Regions from separate parts of the Homo sapiens genome. Here region 1 is linked to region 2. The links are chromatin loops, found by intact Hi-C in ENCODE. Cell type or tissue: left ventricle myocardium inferior. All regions are shown on one strand. Each heading gives the region's core, and the rest is flanking DNA. Links, peaks and the distances in the headings are about the cores only.

The links. Hi-C counts contacts between places; a loop is a spot of excess contacts. Peaks named below come from ENCODE experiments on the same cell type or tissue, not always from the same donor. Only the 100,000 strongest peaks of a DNase experiment are listed, where the experiment ranks them.
Region 1: it touches region 2 in a loop (3-fold over the local background); 84 of 110 quality-filtered maps call a loop at or near these places.

What each region holds. Positions count from the first base shown.
Region 1 is chr5:6,622,730-6,628,116 of GRCh38, forward strand. NSUN2 (NOP2/Sun RNA methyltransferase 2) reads right to left here. Exons shown (of 19, transcript NM_017755.6): 4 at 2,835-2,940; 5 at 485-556. Among named protein-coding and RNA genes, the nearest start is that of NSUN2, 7.6 kb to the right of the region's middle. In left ventricle myocardium inferior, for the core only: no CTCF peak of the experiment used is centred there; no DNase peak of the experiment used is centred there.
Region 2 is chr5:6,743,388-6,748,774 of GRCh38, forward strand. TENT4A (terminal nucleotidyltransferase 4A) reads left to right here. Exons shown (of 13, transcript NM_006999.6): 6 at 325-453; 7 at 2,827-3,040; 8 at 5,077-5,203. Among named protein-coding and RNA genes, the nearest start is that of TENT4A, 33 kb to the left of the region's middle. In left ventricle myocardium inferior, for the core only: CTCF peaks have their summits at 2,449 (motif pointing left) and 2,648; no DNase peak of the experiment used is centred there; H3K27ac peaks cover 754 bases.

The sequences.
Region 1 (5,387 bases), core at 163-5,162, 120 kb before region 2:
CCGGCTACTTGGGAGACTGAGGCAGGAGAATTGCCTGAACTCAGGAGGCGGAGGTTGCAGTGAGCCAAGATCGCGCCACTGCACTCCAGCCTGGACAACAAGAGTGAAACTCCATCTCAAAAAAAAAAAAAAGAAAAGAAAAAAGAGCACAGAGTAATGCTTGCCATACAATGAGCTCTCAATACATGTTCACTATCATTTTCAACCTAATTTAGCCAATCACCATCACTGAAGACAATCCATATGGTAAACAAATCAGTAAAACTAAAGGGGAGAAAATTTTCTAAACCATAAAAATTAAGTAGGACAAAAAAGAAAAAAAAAAAAAAAAGAAACTAAGATACGTACATATCACTCTCTATCCAAAGTGAAAAGAAGAAAAAAAGGACTAATTATATTAAGAAAAAATGGTTTCATCAAAACAAACAGGCATGACACTGGTAACAAGCTGCCCGCCCCCACGTTTCTAGTTGCTATATGCTACCTTATGATGAGGCCGCACGTTGAGGAGCAGTGGTGGGATCATGCTAACAGCTTCTTGACGACTAATATTTCCCTTGAGGAAAAAAAAAAAATCAGCAACAATTAGGAAAAAAAAAAAAACCGCAGACAATTTCAATCTTTGGCATTGTTTCAAAGGCAACAGGAAAACAGCACATAATCTTATACAGAATGAGAGAACTCATACTATCACACAGAACACTAAATGAGATGGATCTGTACACTAGCGGACAAATGGTTGCTATACCATTCAAATATTAGAAATTCAGGTATAATACCAACTTCCATGAAAGAAAAGGGACTTGAAGCTTACAGAGCCCCAACTCCCCATAGCAGTAGAGCACAGAAGCTAGAGGGGCAGCTCTCAAAGACAGAAATGCTATTAAATATTTAAACAAATACCTTCAACAGACAGCATCAACTTAGGACAGAAAGTGACTGTCAAATGGTTTTTCCTTCTTGCCTAAAATTCTATTTCTTAGTCCTCCACTATTTTCAGACATAGCCCATGCCCACTTTCTATTTCTCATAACTACCTTTCAAAGAGATGAAGACATCAACCACTGCTTCCATCTTTCCATCTTTAGACCTTCAATATCTAAAATTCCTCACCACACTCCCTGCCCTCTGTCTTCTCTAGTCGGCCAGGACATCTGTTACAAGGCAGAACTATTCAGGTGCAGACAAAATCCTCCTGCCCTGCCCAGCACTAGCCTCAACCACACCTCTACTTTAATCGCCTTGAAGCTGAGGCTTCTGCTCCAACACAACCCTACAAAAGCTGGGACTTCTGGAAATGAACAGCCACCCAGGCATCCATCACTCACCTTAAACTCAGGCATGTGACTGTCAAGAGCCTTAAATACAGGCTTTTACACTGATGGCTGCTAATTTTCACCTCATGGGTTTCTGGCCAGCATGAGTCTGTGGTGATTCACTCACTAGGCACACTGATTCCAAGCTTTTGAGTTATACGTGTGATCCTGATATGCCTGCCTTCTGTATCCATCCAAGGTTTTGATTAAAGCATTAAGTAAGATGGGGACATCCCGGCAGACAGTAACCAGATTCATGACCACCCTGTGTAGATGTTTTGTGGCCAGCTTTCCATAACCCAGAGGTTATTGCCATTCATCTCAAGAGCTCTCATCACGCTGACTCCTAATCAAAAACCTATACTAGTTCCCTACAACATTTGCTACCCACCCTAAACTCCCATCTCCTCCATCTTCCAAACATGCCAAAACCTGGCTCTTCCAACCTATCCATGTGTATCACACCCCACAAACCCCACGCTCTCTTCCAAGTGCAAACCTGAGCTGTTCTCTAGCAGCTTACTGATCTCTATTTGGCCTTCCATCTAGATTGAAAGTTGAGCAAGAGAATCCTTTCGTGCACTGGTCTCAAGTACGAAATGGGGTTATGTGGCAGCACTTAGTTCCTGGTTCTTGTTACTATTCAGGAAGGAAAAGCCAGGCAGACACAAGCCCAGTTTAGTCGGTTACTTAGATGACAGAAGGCCAAAGTGAAAAAGAACCATAATCTGGTGACACACAGATTTACTAGAAGGTAGTAGTTTAGAAAATAGGAAGGACGAAACCTCTGATTTTAAATGTGAGACTAAGAATTCCAAAAAAAATACCCAAACTTTATGGGCATTCATTGAATTATTTAGTACATAAGCAAATAGCTGTTTTGCTGGGGATGCTCTGATGCTAAAGGTAAAAAGCTCAGCACCTTAACTGCACTCAAGGAATGTGGGTGGCTACGGAGAATGTGAAGACAGATGCCGTCCTGTGAGGACCAAAGCTGTGCTTAGGGGTTTTGTGGTGCTTAGGTGTTTTGTGGTTACCAAGAGCAATGTGTGGTAAGAAAAAAAAAAAACACAGTAAAAAGTAAAATCAAAAGCTTCATTTTTAGTAAAATAAATCAATTTTAAAAAACAGAACCAAAAACCTATTCCCTACCAAGATGGCCTTAAAAACATACTACTTTTTATGTACAACAGGCATCTGAAATGTGTACCTAAGAAGGAAATGAGAGTGCAGTGCTCACCCCAACCCTATAGCCATCCAAATACACAAGCAAGAGGAAACAAGAAATTAACTAGCTGGCATCGATATCCTTACTAAATTTCATGACTAGATAAACCAAACAAGGCAACGGATATACAAATAATCAGAAATCACAGGTGGTGCACACACTGCAGTTGTCTTTACTGTGTGTGATGTCCACCTACTGCTTCTAGTGACAAGAACCTAAAAACAGAACTACACTACATCTATGCATTTACAGCTTTAAGGAAACTAGCAAGTCTAAAGAAATCAACTTACAGATTCTGTTTCACTAACTAGAAACTGATGAAACTTTTCCAAGTGTGGCGATTTTCTCAAGATTTTTCGACTTAAATTTGTGTGCCAGGCAAGTTCTTCAGGATACCTGACCAAAAAGAAAGCAAAACATTTATGGATTATAAATACTAAAGTCGTCTGTTGACAACTTTGTGCTTCTATCAGTCGCATGCCAAATGAGACTTCGAATGTTGTTCTCCCTGCTCCTATTCACAATCCTCTACGGACAGTCAGCAACACTCAGAGATGTCGCTGTAGGCTTAAGGAACATGGCTCTAGCTACACCGTGGCCCAATCAGAAACAGGAGAGCCATGGGGGTTACAAGATTATGCATATTACTGTAAAATTATAATGATGAAACGCTCGAGATCAGATGAAAAAGCGGACACTCCTCTGCTCTTCACCATTATAAGGTAACAATGGTAAGGTCATCAGAAAAAAAAGATACAAGATGACTTACTTAATGTGCAGATCACACAGAATCAAAATAATGCAGTGTCAGAGTGTCCCACAAATACCTGATTAGTTTTTTAAAAAATATATTTTTCATTATTTCTAACACCAGTTCAATAATGCACTAAAATATTTTACATACCAAAAAAATCCTACCTTGGAAACCACTAATGCATTAACTTGAGCTCCTAGGCTGTTACCTATATATAACTAAGAATAAAGCATTTCCTGCCATCATATCTGTGAATATATTTGAACTTTCTATAAATGATGACATCAATGTTATTTTTATTTTTTTTATTTTTTTTAATTAGGGGAGAAATGGGGGATACTAAAAACACTGCCTTTTTTTTTTTGAGACAGTCTCACTGTCACCTAGGCTGGAGTGTAGTGGTGTAATCTCAGCTCACTGTGACTTCTGCCTCCTGGATTCAAGTAATTCTCATGCCTCAGTCAGCCACCTGAGTAGCTGGGATTACAGACGTGTATTTTCAGTAGAGATGTGGTTTTGCCGTGTTGGCCAGCTTGGTCTCGAACTCCTGGCCTCGAGTGATCCGGCCGCATCAGTCTCCCAAAGTGTTGGGATTACAGGCATGAGCCACTGTACCCCACCCAGGATGTGCTTTGAAACTTGGCCTGCACCTATACAGGCATCTGCACCGTACAAATGAGCACACTGATGTCATGCAGCACCATGCTCAATCCAATGCCAAACCAAGTGTACCACGTCACACGGCCATAAATCTTAGTGTAGTTTCAGCAATTCTCACTAAACCTGAGATGCAGTAATACACTCAATTTAACAATGCAGGCTCACAATGTTTCCATGCGTCAAATTGTAGCTAGAGTGAAAACCATGAAAATAAAACTGGAATGTCTGGAAAACACAAACACATTTGACTGCTTTTAAACTCTGATTTTTTGATGGAAACAAACTCAGGACTTAAAAGCCCGACACTGCTCAAGTCAAAATATTACAAAATATACCTGAAAAGCATTTTCTACCAAATAATGAAGACGAAACTGGCTGAATCTGTCCACGGCCACCCTCCAAAGGTCCCCAGCGCTTTGATTCTATCTCATATAGCCCAGTTCCCTCCTCGACATTTAATGTGTTCAAAAATATAAAGCCAAAAGAAAATCATATTCATAAGGCAATTTTAAAAAGAATTGTTTTAAATAATCTTTTGGACTCATTAGAGGCGAAATAGTAGGTTACATGCAAATTTGGCATTTGCTATAGTATTGGGCAAATATCTGCTGTGCCACTGTAACCTCTACTTGCAAACAGCCAAATGCCAGCTCATATAGTATCTGGTCTTCCTGAACTTGTCTGTCTCAAAGCTAGTACGATCATGTAAGTTATTGCCTTACCAAATCACTAAGACATCAATATGAACACCACATGCCATTTAGACTTATTGTAAAGAGCTGAATTTTCATTTTCAAATATAGATAAGCAGTCTAGATATACTTTGAACAAATATAGCCTTATATGTCTTTTTCGTCAAATTTCTGATAGTCAAAATGTAAACGTACTATTACAAGATTAAAATTCTACAGTATTTATAATTGTGAAGGCTGTTGATCTCATGTAAAGAAACATTTAGGAACTCTGAAATATTTAAATACAAACAGAAACTAACAGATAAATGTTTATTTCCTCTGGGTACAGAGAACAGCCTGGGCAACAAAGCGAGGCCCTGTTTCTACAAGAAATGTTTTTAAATTATGTTTCTTATACAGCTTTAGGAACAGCATCATCTTTTTATGAACCAAAAAATGTTTATTAAATCTTTGTAGATTTTAACATCAAACAAAATGAGAGGTATATTTAATTTTTAGTTACTTACTTCAAATTTAGCTTGTGTCTTTTAAGAAAAAATCCTATTTGGGCTTTTTAGAGGATAAGTTAAAAGGACCACTGTCATCTTTGCATATTAAAAATTCTCAAGTGGTAAGGACTCTGTAAATATATACAACATCTATGACAAACCATCCTCAATCTAGACATTAAAAAGCACGTAACAGGCGAGGTGCAGTGGCTCATGCCTGTAACACCAGCACTTTGGGAGACCAAG
Region 2 (5,387 bases), core at 146-5,145:
CCTGTGTAGCAAGCACATAAACACTCCAGTGAACGCGCTGGTCTCTTCCTGAGTTCCTTTGTGCCTGTGGACTCGTCATGGTAGGGGTGCACCCCTGCTGAGTCGTAACCCAGGGAGAGCTCCACAGTCTCGATTTTCACAAGCCCCTCAGGAAATTAATTCTTAGCGTCCCCCAACCAAAGTTTGAGACTTAATGACTGAGAGCCTTCAGATGGGCAAGAGGATCGAGGAAACTTTCCTTTCTGTCTTGTGTGATTTGCTATGTGAAATCTCTTTGAAAGTATGGTAATTACTCAGTAAATCTTTTTCTTTTGGAATTTACAGAAATATTCATTGCTGCCTTACTTGATTTTAGTATTGAAACAGTTCCTTCTGCAGAGGGACCTGAATGAAGTTTTTACAGGTGGAATTAGCTCATACAGCCTAATTTTAATGGCCATTAGCTTTCTACAGGTATGTATGCTTTCTTGAGACTGTTTCTGTTGAGACATGTGTAAGAGTAGACTCTTCCAACCAGTTGCCTAGTGGGTTCCAGCAGCCTTTGCTCTCCTTTTACTGTATTGTTTCAATTTGGTAGAGGCTGATTTCTGATTCTTACAATCAAACCCTCTTGATTAATGCACCTTTCTGGATGCTCATTTTGTACTGGGTGTAACTGTTGGTGCAGGGGTGCCCGTCTGGTTCTGTGAGTCCAGTGCACATCAGTCCAAGCTCAGGGAATTCTCTGTATTCAGAAATGTCCATTTCATGGTAAACAATAAACATTTCTTGGTGCTTGTCTGTGATTTATATTGAAAAAAATTTGTCTCAGAATAAAGTTGAGTACCACATATGAGAAAAGGATTTACAAGAGAGCTTTCTCAGACTGATGAAACATCATTATTTTGTCTTAAATTATATGTGGTCCTTATTTTGCTGAGTAACATGGAAAATCTATCAATAGAAAACCTACGTGTTTTAAAAAGTATTGTTAAATGCTGTGATGTATTGATAAACTGTAATTATACTTTTTAAACATATAAAATCATCTCTAATTGGAACAGTAATTATTCCGTTTATATTTTCTTGAGTGAAGAATTCTGTCCTTTACAAAATCTTGCCTATATAATTTAGCCGCACGGCTGTATTTCTCCAGTGTTTACCATTAATTTGGTCTTTGTGATTGTGCTGAGATTACCGAATCTGTCCATGATTTGGTAATGTTCTCACTGTCATGAATGCTATGATAGTAGAATCACTGGGTAACTACCTGTGATGATCGCAGCTTCCTTGGTCTGTCTCTGCCAAGATGCTTTAAAAGTAGTGAAAATGGAATTCCATGTCTGTTTTCTTACAGTTCTAGTCACACTGTCCTGTCTTCACTTTCCCCTCTGAGATGTGGCCCTTATATATAGCCTTTCTTCCATAGTTTTTGGACATTATTTTGAATTAAACATGGGCCTCTGTTCTTTACTGATATACTCCTGACTTGCACTATTTTCATGGCCTTGTAGTAACAACAGCTACTTAATACTTTGATCATGCATGTGCCATGTGCCAGGCCTGGGTCCAGGGCCTCCTCCACCCCCTCAGGGGGTCCTTTCAGTGATCCTGTGACCCCACAGGAGGCCACCACAGCATGAGTGGGATTCCTGTGTTCACTGCCACATCCCTGTGCCTTGTCCAGTGCCCAGAGCTTGTCCTGCCTCAGCGGTGTGACTGTGGCAGCATCTGAGTTTCTTGACTAAGTGAGGGGAGGAGGCCCACCCTGGCACCGGCCAGGCTCTTGGATATGTGATTTTGGCTAAAAGACAAGGAATAAGGAAGGGAATAAAGGTCAGGCCAGAATCGGAATCCTCCTCTTGTGTGGTGGAAATATGCAGAGAACTCCGGAATTCTTCTGAACCCTAAAAACATTTGTATGCTTTCTAGCTGCAGCTCCTCCTGGCACTCTGTGTTATAAATAGTTTCAAGCACCGTGCTTCTCTGAGGGCTTTCTCTCATGTGCCCTCGTCCATCCCTTTCGAGTTGGCACTGTCCGATAGAATTCTGTGATGGTGATGGCCACTTCTGCATGGTCCGGCAAGGGGCAGGGCGCCACATGTGGCTACTGAGTATTGCAGTGTGGCTGGTGAGAGCAACAAGCTGGATTTTTAATTAATTTGTTTTAATTCATTTAAATAGACATGTGGGCAATGCAGGTCTGGACAGCTGAGAATTATGACCCTCAGGAGGTGTGGTGGACAGTGGTTTACTTCCGAACAAGCCCAGTGCCTGCTTTTGAAGACGATATGGCACTGAACTGAGAGTGGTGCTCATCTGTGTGACAAGCAGGATGGAAGCTTGCTATAAATATTGTGATATAATGCTAATGACCTTTACACAGCTAAAATCAATCCTTTCACTTTTCCGGTTTTATGTGATACTGCCATACTAGTCAGTCTAACACTGACCCCTGTTGGTTGTGCTTCAGCATAACGAAATTAGGATGACGAGAATCTGAAATTACATCTACCATCCAGGTGACTAAGTTATGCAGAATATAGTCCAACTTATTTGCCCATATTTGGTTAATCAGATATCTGTGTTTGCAGGAAGTTTGCTGTATGGATTACCAATTTCAAAAATCAAACTACACTAAAATTCAGATGAGTCCGTTGTGTTCCTTTTGAACACTCCTCGTTGAAGAGGCTGCTGTTCAGGCTTCCTCGTGGTGCTGGTGAGTGAGCGAGTGCCACTCACTGGTATTGCCTTGAAGAGGCTGCTGGACAGCAGACTTCGTCGCGTGCTATTTTCTTTAGAACATGCCATGAATCCATACAAATTGTGGGTGCATTGCTTTTACAGTTGCATCCAAGAATTGATGCCCGGAGAGCTGATGAAAACCTTGGAATGCTTCTTGTAGAATTTTTTGAACTCTATGGGAGAAATTTTAATTACTTGAAAACCGGTATTAGAATCAAAGAAGGAGGTGCCTATATCGCCAAAGAGGAGATCATGAAAGCCATGACCAGCGGGTACAGACCGTCGATGCTGTGCATTGAGGACCCCCTGCTGCCAGGTAAGGGCGCCCTGATCTCCACTGCTGAGAGCTGGGCCAGCCTCGGGGACGTGCTGGTGACAGGGCCTGTGTTGGGGCTCTGAGAGCCCCGGGCAGTTCATTTGCTCTTGATGCAGGTTTCTCTTATACTAACCAGTTAATAATCACACTTTGAGAAATCCTTATTTAATGCTTCTAATTAACTTTTGTCTTTCTAACTGTTTACATTCTATAATAAAGAAGAATTAAGGAAAATCTTTTCTTTTTCTGATTATTGAAGTATAACATATCCACCCTAAACCATTTGTTTCTCTGAAGTATGTAATATAGAAAAACCATGGATGCCATAATCCCCTTTTATTTGGACATGTATTTCTCCACTTTTTCCCTATATGGATATTAATGTTTATTATTGTTATCTTGTTGAACACATCCCACAACGCAAACACGTTTGTCACTTGGCTTTTGACTTAACGCTTACCCTTGACCCTTTCCTATGTGTGTAGGTTGTGTTTTGTCGTGAGGATTGCCGCATTGAAGAGTCTAAGGCTGGGCTAGAGGTTTCCCGGTTTTATTCCCATTGGCGTATTCAGGGGTATTTATGTCCTCATTCCTTTGGTGACAGTCTTTTAAAATCTTTGCCAATCTGATAAAACCATGTGTTAACGCTTTTAAATTTATATTTCTTTAATGATTAGTGGGGTTAAACACATTGCTATTTATGAATTCCACAAATTTTGATTGAGCGTCTGTTAGGTGAGATACCATTCTTACTGTTGGTGATAAAATCGTTGGCGGACGGGTGACAGAACAGGTGGTGGAGAGCCCAGCTCCAGGCGCGTGTCCCTGGGCCTTCTCCTCTGTGTGGCTCTGTGTGCTGTCCGCCCGGTTGCTGGCTGCCCTCCTCTGCTGTGTGCAAGGCCTGTGTGTGTCGGGGAAGCCTTTCTTGTCACACATGTCATACTTTTTCCAATTTGTTTTTTGCATTTGTATTTTTTTATTCAGCTCCTATACATTTAAAAAAACACCTCAGATTTAATGGTTGTTTTTGTTTTATGGCTTCTGGGATGTGAGCTTTATTTATTTCCTAAAGATCGTCTCAAGGAAAACACATTGGCTGATGTGTTTTGTTGTTGTTTATAGATGGCATGATTTGTGCAGGCTCTTGAGTGGTTTTCTTGGTAGCACGGTATGGCAGTGTATCATCCATTTTTGTCCGTTGGATGAGTCACATTGGAGACATTGGCATTGTCTTCAAGTGTCTGCTGAAATGTACTCAAAAAACAAAGACCCACATAATCGTTGAGTTATAATATAAATCTAGAAAAGATAAAACTCCAGTACTTAGAACATATATCCTTTAAAAGAAATCCACACTTAACCTGATTGTGAAGAATGAGTTGTTTGTAGATTAAAATTAGAAACAGTGCTTTTCTTATGAAAATTAAGCTTCTCCTGACTGGCTTCCTTGGTGACTGCTGTGACAGATTCCTTTGATTTGCTGTCCCAGTTTTCCACACGTGAGAATTCACATTCCATTCTAAAGGATTTACTTCCTGTAGGTTCCATTAGCGTTGACTGAGTTGTGATGCACTTGGGGTGAGCTGCCCTTCTACCTGCCCTGTTGGGGCACTGTGAGGCCTCCTGATTGTCAGATCAGCGATCACAGTGGGTCGGTGCTGCTGGTCTGCACAATGGTAGTCTTTGGCTTCCTCATGTTTCTGCCACCTGGAGAGGTGGCTTTTTGTGGGCTGTCACTCCGTCTGTGAATGGCAGCCGCCTCCGTGAGGTGGGCCATGAGCACAGGGGCACTGATGATGCAGACCAGTCCTCTCGGCACTCACAGACTGTGCCCTGTGCATGGTGATTGACAGGGCCTTTGCCAGTGCCAAGTGCCACCCGTGCCCATTGTGTTCGCCTGTCTGGGCTTTGCTGGTAGGGTCTGGAAGAGTTTCAGTGGTGAGGGCCTGCTTCAGAGTCACTTGTATGAGAAGATCCAAAACATGTGGACGATGGTGTGCATGTGGGGAGGGTCTGACATAGCCTTTTTGCTGCAGGGAATGACGTTGGCCGGAGCTCCTATGGCGCCATGCAGGTGAAGCAGGTCTTCGATTATGCCTACATAGTGCTCAGCCATGCTGTGTCACCGCTGGCCAGGTCCTATCCAAACAGAGACGCCGAAAGGTAATGGGTTGTGTGTCTGCGTCTGGGCTCAGCGTGCCTGTGGGATGGTACTTATCCCTTTCCTGTGTCATTTACCTCCATGAAATTTATGAAGGGATGTTCTGCCGTATTTCAGTAGAATCTAGATATGTTGGTGAAGGAAGGCCTTCTAGGAATATGGGATGGCTGTGTGGGATTCATCCAT